Regions from separate parts of the Homo sapiens genome. Here all the other regions are linked to region 1. The links are chromatin contacts, found by Hi-C or POLR2A ChIA-PET in ENCODE. All regions are on one chromosome and are shown on one strand. The core of a region is the stretch at or near the end of the contact, and the rest is flanking DNA. Distances in the headings are between cores, read along the strand shown.

Region 1 (5,150 bases), core at 961-3,460:
GTTGTGGTTTTATCTCAGCTTTATTGAAATATAATTGAGAAATAAAAATTGTATAAATTTAAAGTGTACAAGGTGATATTTTAATATACATACACACTGTAAAGTGATTACCACAATCAAGCTAACATATTCATCACTCCACAGAGTTATATTTTTTTGTTTGTAGTGCTGAGAACCTTTAAGATCTATTTTTACCAAATTTCAAGTATCTAATGTTGCCACTGAAAGTAATGGCAAACTGCAATTACTTCTGCACCAGACTAATATTATTATTATTATTATTATTATTATTATTATTAACTATAGTTACCATGCTGTACATTTGATCTCCAGAATTTATTCATCTTATACTGAAAGCTTGTACTCTTTGACCAATCCCCCCTTTCCCTAATCCCCCAGCCCTTGGCAACCATCTCCAGTCTCTGTTTCTATGAGTTTCTCTTCAGATTCCACATGTAAGTGAGATCATGTGGTATTTGTCTTGCAGTGTCTGGCTTATTTCACTTAGGATAATGTCCTCTAAGTTCATCCATGGCAGGATTTCCTTCTCTTTTAAGGTTGAATAATATTTCATTGTATATAAACATAAATATAAATACACACACACCATTTTTTCTTTATCCATTCATTCATCAATGGACACAAGTTGTTTCCCTTTTGGCTATTGTGAATAAACTGCAGTGAAAATAGAAGTGAAGATATATTTTCAAGAACTGTTTTTAATTCCTTTGGATACATACTCAGCAGTGAGGTGGGATTGCTGGATCATATTGTAGCTCTATTTTTAATTTTTTGAGGAACCTGTATACTCTTTTTTATAATAGCTATAGCAATTTAGAATCCTATCAACAGTATAAGGGTTTCTTTTCTCCACATTCTTGCCAACACTTGTCATTTGGCTTTTTGATAATAGCCATCCTAAGAAGTGTGAGGTGATGCCTCATTGTGGTTTTGATTTGCATTTTCCTGATGATTAATGATGTTGAGCACAGCACTTTTTCATACATTATAAAGCTACAGTAATCAAAACTGTATGTTACTGTCACAAAAACCAACACATAAACCAACAGAATAGAATGGAGAGTTCAGAAATAAAGCCATGCATGGGTACAAAAGTACTAAGGATACACAAGGGGAAAGCATAGTCTCTTCAGTAAATGGTGCTTGGAAAACCAGATAACCATATGCAAGAGAATAAAATTGGATTCTTATCTTACACAATACACAAAGTTCAACTCAAAATAGCCTTATACATACATAATATCTGAAGTCGTAAATATCCTAGAGGAAAACACAAGAAAAGCTTCATGACATTAGTCTTGACAATGATTTTATGAATATGACCCTCAAAGCATAGGTAATGAAAAACAAATATAAACAAGTGGGTCTACATCAAACTACAAAGTGTTTGCACAGCACAGGAAACAAACAACAAAATGAAAAGGCAACCTACAGGATGGAAGAAAATATTTACAAACCATATATACAATACATGACTAATAGCCGAAATACGTAAGGAAGTCACGAAAATCAATAGAAAAACATGCGAACAAACACAAGCACCTAAATAAAAATGTGGGTGAAGGGCCTGAATAAACCTTTTTTTAAAGGTCACATGCAAATGACCAACAGATATCTGAAAAAGTGCTCAAAACCAAAGCTCTGTTTTGTCCAGTATCCCCACTCCTATCACAGAGAAATTTGTCACCTTACCTGACAAAAAAAATGAGATCATTTCATCAGCCTCAAAATAAAGGACCCAAGAATATATTCCCAACCAATGTGGGAAATCCCTGCTGGTAGAAGACCATCCAGCAAGTGACGTCATCACCAGAAAGGCATTAAGGGACACAGTTTAAATGTTGCAAAGGATTTTAAAAGAATCAGGAGTGAGATAACACTCAGAAATAATTTTTAGTTTTATTATGTAAGATAATATTACTTTGTCAATGTAAGAAAATATTTTTGTCTTTCAGAGTAGATGCTATATTTGGTTCTGCCTCCCACTCCCCCCACCACTATCCTACTTTATTTCACAGAGGAGTCATTTTGTGGCCTCACAAGAGAGTTGGCCAATTCTGCTGAAAGATTGGCATTGACATTTGCTTGTGGGAGTGCCTGAGGACAGAGAAACCTCCCAGCTTGCATGACTAGGTTGGATAACTTCTTCTTCCTGTTTGCCAATAAACATTATGTTTGGCAGAAAACGGTTAAAGATTTGCTCCTATTGCAGCAGGCTGCCTGTTAATGAGAGGGATGTAGTCTTCCCTTCCCATAGCTGGAGTCTTTTAACACATACTGAAAAAAGACTTCATAGCTTCTAAAGGATCAAATTGGCTTATGTCAGTTTATAACAATAGGATTTTATCATTGACTGGCCATACTGACCTAGTAGTAATAAGATACTTTTCTTCCCGAGCTGTCTCTGAAATAGTAGCTGCTTCATGAACATCTTGTCTGATGAATTATTTTCTTAAATGACTCTCTTTTCTCTCAAAATCTGAAGGTGTTCTAAAAATACTAGCAGTTTAATCCAAGGTCCATTTTGCAAGGACTCTCAGTCAGCATATTTTACAGAGAGAATGGCTGGTGGAGTCATTTTACTAGAAGACATGACATGGCTTGAATTCCCAAATCAGATCACTGCAGGCCAGGTAGCAGGTCTTCTCTTAGCACTTTTCTCTTCACCTTTCCATGCAGCAGAGGGCAGTAGTGAACTGTGCATTTTTCTATGCTTTATTTCCTTTTGAAACATAAGCCAAATACATACAAGAATAATAATACATTTAAAAAATAATATTTAAACTATTCCACATGTATAGTATTTTTGCTTCACTGAACAAACGAATTTACCTGGGCCACAATCCAATAGATAGTAGCTAATTTTAGACTTCAGACTTGTGCTTGTTTGGACAACTTAGAATTTGAGTATAATGTTATATTGCAACTAGTCGTTAACAAATCAGGTGTGAGAAGAAATTAGACATTTCAGTGTTTTCTGAGAAACACAATTTCCTTAAGGAAATGTTGTGGCATAAATGTATTTTAGCTATATTTTAGGCTTAAAACATTGTGTTCTTCAAGGAAAATATCAAATCTTTCACAAAATTCTATCTTCTTTAAAAGTCTTTTTAATAAATTAAATAAAAATGATGTTTATTGTCAAACAACTACATGTATGGAACTAAAAAATTAGAGTTATGCAGTAGGAAAAAAAGCCCTCTGACTCACTTTTTGGTACTCACTATTTCTGTTTACCTGGGCTAGTCAATTTTAGCTTTTTAAAAGTTTCTTATTTTCTGGTATTTACCTATGTATTTGAAAATATCATGTTTATCCTAATATTTCCTTATTTTTTGTCTTAAATGTCATCTGTTGTCTTCCTAGTAAATAAGATGAAAAGTTAGCTCTTTTATACTCCTCTCTAATATCTCCTCTCCATATTCTTCCAAAATATCATTTAAAATTATTCAATCTTGGACCTTGTGCTTCACTCGTAGTAGGCAATTATTAACTATATATCTACTTGCAGGATATTTGAACCACTGAAAGGGGTTTCCAATAAAGAAAAGGTTATTCACATATATTTTAAAACATATGGAATGCAGCTAAGGCTGTGTTTAAGGCAACCTACAGGATGGAAGGCAACCTACAGGATGGAAGGAAAATTTGGAACTCAATCTTTTTTATGTCAATTTTTCCAAAATTGATCTATGGCTTGAATACAATCTCAATCAAAATTCCATCTTTTTTTGAAAATTTGTGCACTTTCTATAATGCAGATCCAGTATACTTATGGTAATCTCAAAAGAGAACAAATGAAAGCTATACAGTACCAGATGTAAAGACCTGTTACAAAAGCACAGCAATTAAGACAATGTAAGATTAGTACAAGCACAATCATACCAATGAACTAAAATATAGAGCCCAGAGACAGTTCCATACATGATATATGAGATGATATGTGACAAAAGCATTGTCGCAGTTCTGCGAGTTAGAAAGATCTAGGTCAACTGGAAATCTATATGGGAAATATGTACTTTGACCTACGATATATGGGATAGGCAAAAATTAGGGGTATATCATATACCTAAATATAAAAAGAAAAACAATAATTCTTCCTGAAGAAAATAGGGGAAAATCTTTAAGACCTTTAAATAGTTGGTGTTTCATGAAGATCTTCTTAAACAAAGATTTCTCGAACAGTGTGAAAACTCACACCATACAAAAAAGATTATAAGTGAACTGCATTAAAATTAAGAATTTATTTTTATTCAAATACATTTTAACATTAAGTGTTAAAAAGCAAAGCATAGACTCATATTTGATAAATTGTATTCAGAATAAAGAGCTCCTACAAAACAATAATAATAAAAAGACTGACAATTGATTTTTTGTTTTTTGTTTTTTTGGTTTAGATGGAGTCTCACTCTGTCGCCAACCTGAGGCTCTCGGCTCACTGCCACCTCCACCTCCCGGGTTCAAGCGATTCTCCTGCTTCAGCCTCCCGAGTAGCTGGGACTACAGGCACGCACCACCACGCCCGGCTAATTTTTGTATTTTTAGTAGAGACGGGGTTTCACCATGTTGGCCAGGATGGTCTCCATCTCTTCACCTCGCTATCCACCCACCTTGGCCTCCCAAAGTGCTGGGATTACAGGTGTGAGCCACCGCGCCTCACCTGACAATTGATTTTTTTAGAAAACAGGCAAAGACTCCTCACAAGAGAGTGTATTCCAATGATCAATAAGGATAACAAAAGGGATGTGCAAATGGCTAGGTACAATTGATTAGAGAATTGCAAATTAAAGTACAGTGAAATACAGATACACGTCTATCACAAGAGCTGAAGTTAGAGACTGTCAATGCCAACAAGGATGTGGACCAGCCAAAGAAAGTGTAAATAGTAGGAGCAAAGAGCCAGCACTACCCTTAGGCTAGGATAGCTGAAAGACAAGACCTCCTGGAAGTCCATTGGAAGAGAAACCCAGCAACTGCCACCTAAGGCCCAGTAGGGAGGGAACTTTCCTCTGCTAGCCAGTCTGTACCTTCCATTAAACAAACTAAATTGGAAGCCAGAGGGCGCTGGGTGCAGCTGATGCAATCTATAAGGTCAGACTCCCATAGCACAGAACTGAGTGGAGGGATGT
Region 2 (5,150 bases), core at 961-3,460, 860 kb after region 1:
ACAAGGTAACATACGTAAAGCACATTGAACAGTTTGGGGAACACTGTAAGCTCTCAATAATTAATAGTTATTATTATCATTATATTGCATAATAGGATTATCTCATCCCTTCTGTGGCTATGGATGAGACTGTTCCTTAAAAGTTAAAAGGTATACAGTAAAATAAAAATTATAATTTATCACTTTAACATTTAATAAATAGAAAATATTCCCTTAAGCCAGCAATCTGAAACAATTATTAGGAATCCTTCCTGAAAAGTGATTTATCTAATAATTATGATAGAATTTTCCATCTTTTCAATTCTGATGCTTTTTTAAGGAAAGGCAAAAATGTATTATGGACAAAATGAAAAACAGAAATAAGTTTTACCTTAAATATTTAGGAAGTTTTTCCTTTTGATTTAATGATGATAAAGGGGTGGTAAACAAAAGTACACAGACTTAACCTTGCAAAATTTCTCTCTTAACCCAGTCAAAAGGAAGACTGTTTTTTAAAATTTTAAACAGCCAAAATTACCCAAAAGGAAGACAGGAAAGTACAGAAGACACAGGAGTATCATTACATCATGATGGATGATAAGGAATAAAATGCTGTTGGCTTGCAAAGTGATAAAAAAATAACTATTTTACCTATGATATTGAGTTATATTTCATCAGATTCCTTCCCTTTCTCCCAAGTACTCCCTTGTCACACCATTAAGATCCTGAGTCATTTCAAAACATGGCAGGAGGTGTGGGGTGATATTAATAATAAATAAAAACACCCAGGATCTCTACTCCAATTTTCTCCACAAGAACACCAAGTAATCTCTATTATTTCATGACATCTTTTGCAAGAGGATACAGATGGGCATTATTACTCCTATTATATGGTTAGAGAACCTATGCAAGAAAACTGGACAAATAATTCTATATCATATTAGCTGAACTAGAATTATAACCCTTGTCTTTCTTGTATCTCTTAGTGAAGAGAAAAGAAGAGACGATTGGGAAAATATCAATTTTATAACCAATTTAAATAACAGTTTAACTGTTATCTAATACTAATTTAAATAACAATTTAAACTGTTCGTGTATGTGTTATAAAAGATTACTGGGAATTCCTTTAATACACATAATAAAACATGGTACATCCCAATTTCCATTTTGTAAATGTAATTTATGCATACAGGTACAATTTATAAGCATATAATTTTATGCATATAATTTATGCATAAAATGGAATGATACTATACATATTGTTTTATAGCCTATTCTTTTGGGGCAACACCATATTGTAAACAACTGTCATACTTCTACATGAACATTTGCAATGGCTGCAATGTGATCCACTCATAGATGTATCCTAATCTATTTATTTTTGGAAAAGTTTTTTCAAAGCCAGCGTGAATACTCTTCTTTGAAAAACACAGAAAGAAACTCCTCACAAAAAATATAGATTGATTCCTTTAAAAAATAATTACTGAGTACCTTTAGTATAGCAGACATTCTGGGGAAATCTCCATGAAAAGACACTCAAGTACCAAAAATTTAGGGAGAAGGGTAAGCAAACAAGCCAGCAATTACAACAGTATGTGGTCAGTCACCCTCGTAAACTAAGGTAACATTTTTTCTAAAAGTTAATATGGGTAAATATGTCAGAAGTTCTAAGACTGTAAATATCTCTTGCGCAGACAAATCCCCTGCTTAAAATTTATTATTAGGATGTAATGGGACAAGGTACAAAGATGGTGGTACAAGACATTTATTGTAGTTTGTTAAATAAAGCAAGAGAGAGGGAGCAAAGTAAATATCCATGAAAAGGGAATGGTTTAAATAAATTAGAAGGCATCGAAAGTGAATAGACCAAGGCCTTGAAAATGGTGATGCAGATGAGGGAACAATATTTGGGATACATTATTAAGATTTTTTTTAAAACAGGCTACATCAACATGTGTGTATGTGCATGCATTGGACGGATAAAATCCAAAATACTAGTAGTGGTTTTCTCTGGGTTATAAGGTTATTGGAGCCTTTTTTTTTTAATGTTCATAGAATTTTCTGATTTATATATAATGAACACAGAACGTTTATTCAAAGTCAAAATTAACATTGAACATTTTTAATAGAATGTGTTACATGAGAGCATACATACAGGGTTCTCTAGGATCCCTTAACAGCCTGAAGCTAAGAGGGAGCGTGGGGATGGCTTCTCAAATTAGTGACACTTATTTAAACTGAATCATCAAGGAAACATAGCAGTTAGCCAGTGATATACAAGGAAATGAGCACACCAGGATGAAGAAACAGCCTACGCAAAGCCGTGGAGGCCTGCACAGCACAGCCCCATCCAAGCAGTGTGAGTAGTTCACATGCTACAGAGAGCAAACTAATATCAGAACTAAAAGTGTCTGTGAGATTTTTAGTATATTCCATTTTTACCTACGCTTGAGTCATTTCTGACAAATAACAAAGGCAAAAGCCAGATGGTCACATGCTAAGGAATGAATGGGAGGTGAGAAAGTGTTGAAAGTAAACACAGGGAGGGGAACATCACACACAGAGGCCTGTCAGGGGGTGGGGGGCAAGGAGAGGGAGAGCATTAGGACAAATACCTAATGCACGCAGGGCTTAAAATCTAGATGGCAGGTTAATGGGTGCAGCAAACCACCATGGCACATATATACCTATGTAACACACCTGCACATTCTTCACACGTATCCCAGAACTTAAAGTAAAATAAAAAATAAATAAAGTAAGCAGGAATTCAAGAAGTGCCGATAAATAGTGAAAAGGGAGAGGGGTAACTAGAGTTGTGAGAAGGTTTTACTTTGAAGTGGGGAGAACTGAAAGATGCTAATAGGGGAAAGAACCAATATAGGGGGAGAGGTTGATTTAAAAGAAGGAGGAGGAGGAAGAGGAGGAGGAGGAGAAGAAAGGAATGGACAGACGTGATGATAGCTTAATGTTTCTATTTTGGGGCAGAAGGGGAGATCCAGAGAGGAGTGAAAGTGTAAGCAATTAGGCCAGGCAACATTGCAGGAAGTCATCTCTTGCTTCAAAAAACTACAAAAAGCCAATTCATAGAAAGAATCGTAACTTCAGTTTCCTAAAAGATAGGACCAGCAAGTAGCTATGACCAGAACAACCTAGAAAGTACTTAGTATAGTCAGCAAAATGTGGTAGAAACAGAACAGCACATTACTATCTCACCCCTGCATAACAACAAAAAATATTCTGTGACTTTTTATAACAACTCCTAAGGAAAAACATTATTGAAAAAAGTATAGAAGACAGAAACTAAAATGCTCAAGCAAATGGGAAGCACGTTCCAGCAGCAAAGAAAAATCAGATTTGGAATTTTCATGAAGAAATAACAAAACCTATTAAAAGACATGATTTAAGTTAGTGGCTTCTAGTCTTTCTAAGAAAATCTTTTTTAACATCAAAAATATTTGAGAACACAGGTGGTGGTAACTAAGCATTTAGTAATTATTGATTGAGAAAATACAATAGGATAAGAAGCATTCATAAGTTAGATAATTCTTTTTAATTAATTTTCATTTTATTAATCTCAGCATCTACATATTTTTGTATGTGTGTATTTATGAATATAAGTCATTATATTTTATTCCACCAAAGAAAATGTTTGGATACGCATATGAAATTGCAATTCCTTTGAAACCACTACCAACCACCATCCCATATCTGCCCAAACTACATTTGAGAACCACTATTCTAATTTATAAAACCCTGAATAGGATGAATATAAATCTCATCACTTAATACCCAAAAACTATAATTAAAACATGAAGCTCAAAAAAGGCATATTTAGAATATAGTTGTCTTTGGAAAGATTTGCAAATGTTACACAACTGAAACAGCATAAGATAAAAAATAGACATTGTTTTCGAAATGTTTACATAAGCCACTTTATGATATTTCTATAATGAATTTTAAAGTAAAAAGTAAAATTGCTTTGTCAGAGGCCATAGCCTTTGTGGTGACATCAGGGAGTAAGACAGTATTGTGCCATGATACTTGTTGGTGCTGCTGACCCAAATATATGATAAGGATTGTTGTAAATTCTCACATTTGTATCCTGACCAGGCATAGTGCAGAGGCACACATACCCTCAACATAATCCAGAATAAAGAGAAAATGAATGAGTCAATAAAAGCAGAGACAGAAACTGAAAGATAAAAATAGCTTTAAGACTAAATAATTTCACCATCCTGAAAATAACTTAAAAGTATAGAAAGAAAACTTAAAGGATCCTTTGACTTGCTTACATATTCTGAATATTAGCCCCTTATGAGATAGATATGTGTTTTGCAAATATTTTCCCCCAATCCATGGGTTGTCTCTTCATTTTGTTAGTTGTTTCTTTGCTGTGCAGAAGCTTTTTAGTTTGATGTAATCTCATTTGTCTGTTTTTGCTTTTGTTGCCTGTGTTTTTTGGAGTCCTATCTGATAAATCATTGTCCAGATCAATATCATGGAGTTTTGCCCCTTATGTTTTCTTTTAGTAGCTTTACAGTTTCAGGTCTTATGTTCAAGTTTTATCAGTTTTGAGTTGATTTTTGTATCTGGTGTAAGATAAGGGTCCAACTTTATTCTTGTGTATGTGGATATCCAGCTTTCTCAGTGCCGTTTATTGAGCAGACTGTTCTTTCCCAATTGTGTGTTCCTGGCACCTTTATTGAAAATCAACTGATCTTAAATATTTGCATTATTTCTTGGTTTTCTATCCTTTTCCATTGGTTCATCCTGTTCCATTGTCTGTTTTTATGCCAGTACCGTGCTGCCTTGATTACAATAGCTTTATCTTTTGAAATAAGAGAGTGTTATGCCTCTAGCTTTGTTCTTTTTGCTCAAGATTGCTTTATAATTTAGGGTATTTCCTAGTTTTATGTTAATTTTAGGATTTAGTTTTTTATTTCTGTTTATAATGATAGAATTTTCATGGAAACTGCACTGTATCTGTAGATCACTTTGGGTAGCATGAACATTTTAACAATATTAATTCTTCCAATCTATAAACCTGGGATAACTTTTTATTTATTTGGGTCTTGTTCAACTTTTTTCATCAATGTTCTTTAGTTTTCAGTGTACAAATATTTTATCCCTTTGGTTAACAACTCAACAGCAAGAAGGCAAATAACCCCACT
Region 3 (5,150 bases), core at 1,576-4,075, 700 kb after region 1:
GAAAAAAATAAATTAGGCCAGGTGTGGTGGCTCACACCTGTAATCCCAGCAGTTTGGGAGGCTAAGAAGGGCAGACTGTTTGAGCCCAGGAGTTCAAAACCAGCCTGGGCAACAGGGTGGAACCCCACTCTACAAAAAATAGAAAAATTAGTTGAGCATGGTGGCAGGTACCTGTAGTCCCAGCTACTCGGGAGACTGAGGTGGGAGGATCACTTGAGCCCAGGAGGCCAAGGCTGCAGTGAGCCATGATTGTACCACTGTACTCTGGCCTAGGTGACAGAGTGAGACCTTGCCTCAAAGAAAAAAAAAAGTATATCTTCCAAATGATATTATGTAAGATGTCCTTAAGTATAGTATATAGGAATGTAGTTTAGAACTTCTCTCCCGGAGAGCTGGGGTTCAGGGTGGGCCTGCAGGCCTCCTAGCTTCTCTTTTAAGTATTTTAGGAGGTGAAGTAGACTGTTTTGGGGAAGAATCACTTTCTGAAAAAGGTACCCAGTGTCCTTTGGCTATTCCCTCATAACCCTGCCCAGTCTGAGCTGGTCCTCTCTTTGTCTAGACACCTGACAATTCCAGGGCTCAGAAATGAGAACATAAAAGACAGTTTAAGAAAGATAATATGTTAGAAGGACAAAGGAGGCTGTCCTACATAACGGAAATAAGTGAAGTTAAAAATCAAACTAGAAGCGCCCTATGGCAGATTAAAGATGGCCACAAATTCTTTAACACTCTTCCTTTTGAGAGATGGGGTCTATTTCCCCTCCTTTTGAATCTGAGCTTGCTTGTAACTGCTTTGATGCATGCAGTGTGGCCGAAATGACACTCTGCCCTCTGGGCGTTAACTCTAAGAGAACTGGCAGTCTCCACCTTGGTCTCTGGGAGCTTTGAGCCGCCACAGCTCTGACTGCCTTGCTCAAGAGATCATACGGAGAGGCCCTGAGACTATATGGAGAAGGGGCCAGCTGAGCCCCCTTTCCCACCATCCCCATCAAGGCAGCAGGCACAGAACCCTCCAGAGCAGCCTGGGCACCGGCTGAATACTTCTCCAGTAATGCCAGTGAAACCGTGTGGAGCAGAAGAATCCCCAGCTAAGCCCTGCCTGAATTCCTAATCCACAAAAGTATGTCATATAAATAAATAATTTATTAAAATGGTTATTATTTTAAATCACTGGGTTTGGGGTAACTTGCATGCAGTAATAGATAACCAGTACACAGCCTCTGAGTAGAGTACATAATTTTTAGAATAAAATCTCCAATTGTGGAAAGTGTGATAAATTCCAAATTTTTGTGGTCAGTTAAAAAGAAGATTACATTCTAGGTGTGTATGTTCCACAACATGTATACAGAGAAGAGAAAAGCTAAGGAGAAAAGACATGAATCTCTTGCCTGCTGGCAAAGCTTCCCCAAACAGATATTCTTCCAAAGGCTGCATAGAAGCTGGATCATTGTAAATCTCTCCAACAAATATCTACTGAGTAACTGCTACAAGTACATCACTGTGTTAACCACTAAGGTTTTAATAATGATAAAAATATAATTTCTGCCCTGGGAAATTTTTCTCTCTTGTGTACCATTAGCAAATTAATATGTAAATTTTAAAATTGGTTTAAATCAGAGGTTGACAAACTTTTTCTGTAAAGAGCCAGAGAGTGAATGTTTCAGCTTTGTAGGCCAACTCTGCCAGTGTAGTGCAAAAACAACATTTTAGACAATACATAAACAAATGAAAGCAATGGAATCCCAATAAAACTTTATTTGTGGATGCCAAAATTGGAATTTCACATGATTTTCATGTGTCTTGAAATATTATTCTTCTTTTAATTGTTTTCAACAATTTGAAAATATAAAATTGGTCTTTAATACACAGGCTGTACAAGAGGCAGTGGGCTGAATTTGATCCTCAGGTATAGTTTGCCAACCTCTTTTTAAAATTCTTATCAGATGGGCCTAAAGCAGGTAGAACTTGCAAAAAGTTAAAGAGCATTATCAGACGAATTTAATGTTCTGGATTGTCATGGATACAAATAACCTGCCTTCTATTTCCAGTATTCTCCATGCATAAGGAAGGGCATGAACTTATAGCCTGCAAGAGCAGCTTAGAGTTTTACCAGGGAGGAGCTCTGGGAAGCATCAAGACCCCAGAGGAGGGGAGGACTCAGCCCAAGGAAGGAGAGAAGGAACCATAGAGATGAGTGGGAGGGCACGTCTGCAAAGGCAGCCGGATGTTGTGCAAACATTCAGCAAGAAGCACTCAAAGAGCGAAAGTGGGACTTCATGGAGAAAGAACAGTGTGACAATATTTTTTAAAAATTTTCCCCCTTTGTAAATTCCTAGTGCCTTCGAGTAAAGCTGTTCATGGAGCATATTTAAGACATCTAGAGCCAAGTAAATTGGAAGCACAGAAATGAATACAGAAGAAAATTTAGGACATCCTTTTTATTGAAAGGAGTTCATCAGGTTGCCACCTACCCTTCCTTTAAATTTTGCTATTCCACTTTATGCTGAAATAAGCTCATTTTGGCAAAAGACTTGCTAAAGACTTGATGCTTTGTATATTAATGTTTTGTATTTGCTTTGTTTTTATATAAAGAGCCTTCAAAAACTATTGTAAAAATTAAAAATATATGCAATAGATCTCCACAGTAACAGTGCACAAACATGCACCCTGCCCCACACCATCCGCCAAGTACGATTATATGATTGCTTAAATGAGCTAACTCAGAAGAAAAAGGAAGTCTGAGACACACACATTTCTACGCTTTGTATTCAGAGATGATGTGTCTCCTGGTGTATATTCCCCCTGCATCCTTCTCATGCTTTCAACGTCATGAAGGTATAAAAGTGTACTCCCTATCACCAGGGTAGCAGCCGTGACCTACATTTTCTTCATGTTCTGATGCTGTTTGTGGCTTCCTCTTCCCTTCAGGCAGCGCATGATGTCTTTGTTCAAAGCACTCTTTCCAATAGCTGATGACTTAGTGTCAGGCAAGTCCACAGCTGTTTCAATCATTCTGTCCACACAGACACCAAACAACAGGAATTAGGTATGCATGGAAACCAACCTAAGATAAGAGTAGTCTGCTCTGGGGAAAAAATAGAAAGTCATTTCACGATATACAGGCAACATTTTGTGTGATTTATTTGACATCAACTGGATGACTAATCGCTGTGGATTTCTTTTCACTCAGATCACATGATTCTTCTCTAGGGTCTCAATCAACTATTTCCATTTTGCTTAACGTAAAAAAATCAGAAGCCTCCAACAGTCAACAGTACCATTTTTAAAGTAAATTTTGTACACCTCCCCCACTCCCCAATCATGCCCTTTTTAATTACTGCTTTCGCTCTCATTAAAAGAATATAAGTTTAAAATTTCGAATGTGGATGTCAAGTTTTGCTGTTATCTTTAGTGTTGTTTTCTATATGAATGAGCCTAGCTTTCACACTATGGACACAGCCTGTTTAGACAAGAGCAGTGCTTATGTAATCATAGCTTCCCAAACCACAGCAACAGCACAAATTTGGCAGCTAGAAGGAAGGAAGTGAGGGTGGGGAAGGGAAAAGGAAAGAAAGGGAGTTTCTGTTTCAATCAAAGATATATTTGGCTCATATTTCCACCTCTTTTAACTGAGATTCCAACTCTACAGGAGGTCCTCTCCACTCATCCCTCCATGCCTGACCTGAGGAGCAGCTTGGCTTTTCCCTCGCTAAGGGAAAAACCTTTAGTACCTTCCTTCTCTACAAACATTAGAAACAGCTTAATCAAGTTGTCCTCAGGCAACAAGGATACTTCAGGCTTTCCAGGTATGACACAGCCTCTTCCCCTCCTATCTGCTAGCCAGCTAACAGCTCTTCCACTACTAGTGCTCTGCCAGTGTGCGTGACTGCCAAAGGCATCTCACTGGCCAAGTGGAAGGAAGCTTTCCTTCCAAGTCAAACATCCAGTCTTCAATGAATAAGCCCTATGTGCTGAAACATGCCTCTTTTCCCCAGTCACCTTACTCTTTAGGAAACTGTGGTAGGCAAGTAAAGACTCCCCAAAATACTTATATTCATATCCTACTCCCTGGAACCTATGAATATGTTGGGTTACATGGAAAAAGGGAACCAAGATGGAATTGAGGTTTCTAATAAGCTGACTTTAGAATAGAGAGATCATCCTCCATTATCTGAGTGGGCACAACATAATCACAAGGGTTCTTAAAAGTGGAAGAGAAAGACAGAAGAGAAGATCAAAGTGATACCATGTGAACAGAACTCAACCAGCCATTGCTGGCTTTGAAGATGGAGAAAGGGGACCATGAGGAAAGGAATGTGGGCAGCCTCTAAAAGTTGGAAAAAGCAAAGAAGAGGATTCTCCCCTAGAGCTTCCAGAAATGTACACAGCCCTGCTGATGCTTTGAGTTTAGCCCAGTAAGACCTGTATCAGACTTCCTACCTGCAGAACTGTAAGACTATAAATTTGTGTTGCTTTAGCTACTAAGTTTGTGGTAATTGTTATAGTAGCAATTAAAAACTAATACAAAAACCATTGGTTCAAGGCAAGTCCATACTGCTTGGGAAGCCACCTTCCATTTATCAAAGACTCTCCATTGAGGCCCAGGTGCACAGCTCATTCCATCTGGGCATGTGGTTCCAAGTCTCTCCATTGTACCCTGGAGATTGACACCAGACCACATCTGCACTGCCATTGCTTACATTTTTCTTTCATGTTGGTCTTCCCTAGAAATTTAAAGAATTACAGATCAAGAAAAGCTGGATGCAGTGTTGCACACCTGCAGTCCCAGCTACTTGGGACTTGGGAGGCTGAGGTGGGAGGATTGTTTGAGCCCGAGAATTTGAGTCCAGCCTAGGCAACATAGCAAGACCTGATCTCTAAAACATAATTAAAACAAAAACAAAAACAAACAAACAAAAAAAACAAGCTCTAAGTGGCATGAAGTTCATGGCTTTGCCTCCATAAGAACTTGTCTTAATATGAAAATCTCTTTGTTTAGCAAAAGCATAAATGAGTTTTCCAGAAAACCAGCCCTTTACTAGTGATATAGTGCAGGGTGAAGGTCTAGACCCCAGGGCCTTCTGCTCTGAGAAGATCAGACTGCTCAGGTCCAGACAATCCTGGCTATTTCTCACAAGCTATAGGAGGAG

Evidence for each region. A loop is a pair of places that touch in the nucleus more often than their neighbours do. ChIA-PET counts read pairs that join two places held with the same protein, here RNA polymerase II (POLR2A). Pooled maps may share reads with other maps.
Region 2: a map of PC-3 shows a loop between it and region 1 (3-fold over the local background). The contact joins two enhancer-like sites. A Hi-C loop is called at or near these places in 1 of 168 maps with a recorded cell type or tissue (PC-3), 1 of 37 single-sample maps with no recorded cell type and 2 of 50 pooled maps.
Region 3: a loop to region 1 is called in a map of PC-3, with 3 times the contacts of the local background. The contact joins two enhancer-like sites. A Hi-C loop is called at or near these places in 2 of 168 maps with a recorded cell type or tissue (PC-3 and endothelial cell of umbilical vein). POLR2A ChIA-PET finds 5 or more read pairs at or near these places in 1 of 52 experiments (H1).

Annotation. Positions count from the first base shown.
Region 1 is chr5:39,711,586-39,716,735 of GRCh38, forward strand. No RefSeq gene overlaps it. Among named protein-coding and RNA genes, the nearest start is that of LINC02104, 190 kb to the left of the region's middle. Within about 2 kb of position 2,211, at least 3 of the 41 ENCODE cell types and tissues checked have a DNase peak (open chromatin) inside an H3K27ac peak, as active enhancers do; they include PC-3, where a contact is called at or near this core.
Region 2 is chr5:40,576,346-40,581,495 of GRCh38, forward strand. No RefSeq gene overlaps it. Among named protein-coding and RNA genes, the nearest start is that of PTGER4, 100 kb to the right of the region's middle. RefSeq lists an enhancer at 2,222-2,381. Within about 2 kb of position 2,211, at least 4 of the 41 ENCODE cell types and tissues checked have a DNase peak (open chromatin) inside an H3K27ac peak, as active enhancers do; they include PC-3, where a contact is called at or near this core.
Region 3 is chr5:40,407,591-40,412,740 of GRCh38, forward strand. No RefSeq gene overlaps it. Among named protein-coding and RNA genes, the nearest start is that of LINC00604, 170 kb to the left of the region's middle. Within about 2 kb of position 2,826, at least 13 of the 41 ENCODE cell types and tissues checked have a DNase peak (open chromatin) inside an H3K27ac peak, as active enhancers do; they include PC-3, where a contact is called at or near this core.